2 separate regions of the Homo sapiens genome follow, and region 1 is linked to region 2. Evidence: read pairs that join two places in POLR2A ChIA-PET (ENCODE). Cell type or tissue: endothelial cell of umbilical vein. All regions are shown on one strand. Each heading gives the region's core, and the rest is flanking DNA. Links, peaks and the distances in the headings are about the cores only.

Region 1 (2,801 bases), core at 73-2,572, 120 kb before region 2:
CACTTATTACATAACACATCAACATATATACGTTTTTAAAGCTAACTGCCAAGTGATTAAGGGCATAGAGAAACAAACATGTACACCATAAGCGAGTATGCAAACATACTTAACCTCCAAATAACTCCCTTTTTAGGAATTCATCAAAAGGAAATTATGTAAGTACAGGAAGAGCTATAAAAAAAGATGTTAACTCTATCACTGTTATACTATCTAAAAGAAACAACCTAAATGCTCAAGAGTTTAAATAATGATACATTCACACAATACAATGCTACCATTAAAAATGATAGTAGAAACTATCTTTGAATGCAATACAATTATCCCCAGAAATATACAAATACTTTTAAATAAGTACAATAATTTTTTTGCTTATTTTTATTTTTTATGGTTTCATTTTTTACTTTTGAGATACATGTACAAATATAATGTACATATATCTAAGGTATTCTGTGTGATGAATTTTACAATGTAGACACCCATGTAACCACCAATCAAATATGGTGAAATCCCATCACTAAAAAAAAAAAAAAAAAAAAAGAATACAAAAATTAGCTGGGCATGGTGGCACGTGCCTGTAATCCCAGCTACTTGGGAGGCTGAGGCAGGAGAACTGCTTGAAGCAGGACCTGGGAGGCAGAGGTTGCAGTGAGCTGAGATCACGCCACTGCACTCCAGCCTGGGCTACAGCATCAAAAAAAAAAAAAAAAGAAAAGAAAAAGAAAATATAGACATTTCTAGCACTCTAGAAGGTCCCTCTTTGTTGTTCCTCTTACCTTTCCAGCCCCAACTCCTAAACACCATGCTCATGCTTCTATCACCATACATGAGTTTGACCTTGCCCTAAACTTTATGTAAATGAAGTCATGGAGTATGACTTCATGGAGTACGTACTCTTTTGTGTCTGGTTTCTTTTGCTCACCATTTTATCTGTGATAGTCACCCATGTTTGCTGAGTATAGCTATAGTTCATTCTTTTCCAGTACTGTACAGTGTTATACTATAAGGCTATACCACAAATTATTTATCCCCTTTTTTTGTTGTTGTTGACAGACATTTGGGTTGTTTCCAGCTGGAAGTGATCACGAAGCTGCTATGGACATGCCCTGTTTGCTATGGTTTTGGCGGTTTCATAACTTATTTTTATTTTATTGCCTCTTAATATCATTTTAACTACTTCTATTATAAAATAAAAAAGATCAAACAACCAGAAAATAATAAAGAAAAAAAGATCTGCTATCCCACCACACAAACTACTCAACATTTTTAACATTTATAGTTCACATAACTGAGATCTTGCTATACATGCTATCCTTTTTCTAAATCAACACCTTTAGTTATTTTTTCCCTTTTTTCTCTCCCTCTCCCTATTTTAGACCAACAAGAAAACAAACATTTACATTTAGTGTGCAACATTTTCCACCTTACAGAATCATCGAAACACATACAGACATAAAGGTTTCGGAGTTGTTTGCTTCATACAAATACTTGGTATATCCCTCTGCATCTTGCTCTTCTCAAATATTATGGCAACACTGTCACATCACTGATTATTTTTCCTATCTTTAACAGCTTTACTGAGATATAATTCACATACCATACAATTCACCCATTTAAAATGTACAAGTCAATGGTTTATAGCATATTCACAGAGGTACAACCATCAACACGGTCAATTTTAGAACATTTTCATCATCTCAGAAAGAAATCCATACCCTTTAGCTACCACCCCCTTACCCCTGCTACTGGCCTAAGCCACTTATCTGTTTTCTACCTCTATCTGCTGTTCTAGGAGAGGAACTGCTGGGTCGTATGGTAATGCTACGTTAAATTATTTGAAGAAGTGCCACATGGTCTTCCAAAGAAGCCACATCCATTTACATTCCCACAAGTGTATGAGGATCCCAATTTCTTAACATCCTTGCCTACACTTATTATCTAACTTTTTCATTCAAGTCATCCTAGTGGTGTGAAGCGGTATCTCACTGCGGTTTTGATTTCATTTTCCTGATAGCTAATAATGTCGAGCATGTTTTCATGTGCTTATTGGCCACTTGTTTATCTTTGAGAAATTTCTATTCAGCTCCTTTGCCTGTTTTTAAATTGAGTTGTCTTTTTATTATTGAGTTATAGGAGTGTTTATACATTCTGACTACAAGTTTCTTGTTAGATATGACTTGCAAATATTTTCTCCAATTCTGTGTATTGTCTTTTCACATTCTTGATGGCATCCTTTGAAGCACAAAAAATTTAATTTTTAAGTTCAATTTACCTCTTGCTTGTTTTGTTGCTCCTGCTTTTGGTGTCACTTTGTGTCATACGTAAGAATCCTTTACCTATTCCAAGGTCATAAAGATTTACCCCTATGTTTTCTTCTAATGTACATGTCCTCTGATGCACACATATACTGATTTCTATCAGGTCTATCCCCAGACATGAAACTGGTGGATCACAGAGCATATACAGATACAGTTTTAGGCAAATGCTGCCAAAGAATTTTCCAAAGTGGCTGTACCAATTTTCAAACCCACTTGAAATGTATAAGGGTTCCAAATGCTCTACATTCTTGCCAACACTTTGTATTTCAGATTTTTTAACTAACACCATTCTGGTGGGTATGCAGTGGCATCACATTGTAGTTTTAATTTGCGGTTTTCTAAAAATTATGTATCAGTACTTTTTAACCTTGGCCATCTGAACAATTCATTTTCTGAATACCTGTTCTAGTCTTTTGTCCATTTGTTTTAAAACTGGGTTGCCTGATTCTTTTGCATTGGTTTGCATACTTTTAAATATACTCT
Region 2 (2,801 bases), core at 231-2,730:
ACAGCCATCCGCCAGTCAAGGTCCTATCAGCTCCTGGGCACTGTCTCTCCCCAACTCTAAATGCCTCATGGCCCTGATCCCACCTCCACCCTCAGCCTTCTCCTGCCTGGAACCAGTGCTCCCAAGATTTGGAGCACTGTCCCTTGGGAGCCAAATGTGTCCCTTGGGAGCCAGGGACATAAAAACACTGAAGCTTGCTGCCTTCTCTGAGGTTAGGGGAGAATTCCCTTCAGTTCAATCCACAGCAACAACAACAATAAAACCTCCACAAAACCAAAAACCACAAATAAAAGGGCACAACACTAGAAAATTTCTCAACAATCCACTCTAAGTAGGATATATATATATGGCTATAATTCTTCTTGAGTTTTCTCTACAATTTTATTTAAATAATGTTTCTTTTTTCCATTTTTTGTTGTTGTTTTGTTTTGTTTGTTTTTTGAGACGAAGTCTTGCTCTTGTCGCCCAGGCTGGAGAGCAATGGCGCAATCTCGGCTCACTGCAACCACCACCTCCCAGGTTTAAGCTATTCTCCTGCCCCAGCCTCCTGAGTAGCTAGGAATACAGGTGCCCGCCACCACACCTGGCTAATTTTTGTAATTTTTTTTGTAATTTTGTACTTTTAGTAGGGGTTTCACCATGTTGGCCAGACTGATCTCAAACTCCTGACCTCAGGTGATCCACCCACCTCGACCTTCCAAAGTGCTGGGATTATAGGCATGAGCCACCGTGCCTGGCCTCTTTTTTCCATTGTTATACTGCTTATATTCCTCCCTCCCCTCTCCCTATATATTTTCAACTGAAGCAGTTGAATCTATTTCTGGAATACCCATTTTATTCAATTAGTGATTTTTTTTCTTCTCCCTGTTTTGAAGTTGATACCATATTTTCATGAAGATTTAGTTGTTACAGGTTTCAAAATCTAATAGGGTCTACCAAAAATGAAAAAAAAAAGATTTTGTTATGGTTTACAGCTCTTTTGGACTAATTTCACATTATTTGTCAAGTTGTATAAATGATCTTTGGGAATTTTAATTGCATTAAATTCACATACTCGTTTAAGACATATTATCTTTACTGTATTCTCTTCTCAACCAGAAGCAGAGTAAATGACTTTGCCATTTTTTAACGTCTCCCTTTGTGTTTCCTATTATGGTGTTTTACATTTCTTAGAATAAGATAGTTTTTTCATTCCAAGTTGAGTCAATACTGAAGAATGTATGTTGTTTTATTACTGTTATAGAATGGAATCTTTTTTTGTGTATATCACCAGTACAAAGAATAACACCAAATTTTGTGGAGTTAGCCTGTAATCCAGAGCTCCTTATCACCTCTTGCCTCTTGGGCTTCATAAATATATAATAATATCATCTCTCAATGATACTTTCTTCCTTTTCTGTGTAGCTCCCTCCATTTGCCCTTCTCTGACATTACTGTCAGCATTGCAGTACTGTGCTGAGTGTAATGATGGCAGAGGCAGACTGGCTTTGTTTCTAATTTGAAGGGATTCTCTATTTTATATAATATTGGCTTTTAGCTTTAGTTTCTTTATGAAAGAAACTTTAACAGAGAAACTCTCCTTATTCAAATATTTAGTTTTCAAAAAGAATAGTTGTTGAATTGGTTTGAGTAATTTTTTGGTAGCTGTTGTGATAATGAAGTTATTTTATAAATTTATCATATTAGCACAGTAATTTAAAACCTATCACTTGAATAGATATGTGGACAATACAGTAATATCTGGACTTGACTCACAACTCAAAGCAAAAAAAAACAAAAAAACAACAAAAAAATGAAGAACCCAGTAAGTAAAAAAACCAACTAACCCAGTAGCTCAGAAAAGCCCATGCTTCTTTATGAAAGAAGCGCAGTTTATTTAGGAGTGTTTCTTTCCTTTAGGAGGCCCACCACTGGCAGTCTTTGAAATGTGCTCAGTGGTTTACCCAGACCACTCTTTTTTTTTTTTTTTATTTGAGACAGAGTTTCACTCTGCCACCCAGGCTGGCGTGCAGTGGCGGGATTTTGGCTCACTGCAACCTCCAACTTCGGCCTCCCAGGTTCAAGCGATTCTCCTGCCTCAGCCTCCCGAGTAGCTGGGATTACAGGCATGCACCACCACACCCGGCTAATTTTTGTGTTTTTAGTGGGGACAGGGGTTCACCATGTTGGCCAGGCTGGTCTCGAACTCCTGACCTCAAGTGATCCTCCCACCTCAGCCTCCCTAAGTGCTAGGATTACAGGCATAAGCTGCTGCACCTGGCCCAGACTACTTCTTACCCCTGTTTCCTGGACAACGTGAAGCCGCCTTTGCAAAATTATGACTGAGACACTGGAAGGGATCTAACTTAACCGACTCCATCTTGCTTCTAACCTCCAAGCTGTCTTTGTTCATTCCTGGGCATAGGCTGAACTAACTTTGGGAGAAACTTTGCGGTTTATAGTTTAAACAAAGACAGTAACAGCCCTTTCCCAAAGCAGACCTCCTTCTTGTCTGAGGACTAGATTAACATTAGCCACAGGATTAGAAATTATGGTTTAGGAGTCATGCAGCTGGAGGCTACAAGATTCTGACCCTCCCTAAACTGCTCCTAAGATCAGTGCTTGAGATATTTTGCAGACTTAGCTTTGATGGATCAGCTGGCACCACCCAAATCGATAAACTGGCTCATCTAATCTTGTGGCCCCCACCCAGGAACTGACTCAGTGCAAGAAGACAGCTTCCACTCCCTATGATTTCATCCTGACCAATCAGCACTCCTGGCTCACTGGCTCCCCGACCTACCAAGTTATCCTTAAAAACT

The links. Peaks named below come from ENCODE experiments on the same cell type or tissue, not always from the same donor. Only the 100,000 strongest peaks of a DNase experiment are listed, where the experiment ranks them.
Region 1: POLR2A ChIA-PET joins it to region 2 with 6 read pairs; 12 of 35 experiments call an interaction of 5 or more read pairs at or near these places.

Annotation. Positions count from the first base shown.
Region 1 is chr1:178,733,341-178,736,141 of GRCh38, reverse strand. The region is part of intron 1 of RALGPS2 (Ral GEF with PH domain and SH3 binding motif 2); the gene reads right to left. Among named protein-coding and RNA genes, the nearest start is that of RALGPS2-AS1, 8.5 kb to the right of the region's middle. In endothelial cell of umbilical vein, for the core only: no CTCF peak of the experiment used is centred there; no DNase peak of the experiment used is centred there.
Region 2 is chr1:178,610,885-178,613,685 of GRCh38, reverse strand. No RefSeq gene overlaps it. Among named protein-coding and RNA genes, the nearest start is that of MIR4424, 65 kb to the left of the region's middle. In endothelial cell of umbilical vein, for the core only: no CTCF peak of the experiment used is centred there; a DNase peak (open chromatin) is centred at 1,295; H3K27ac peaks cover 947 bases.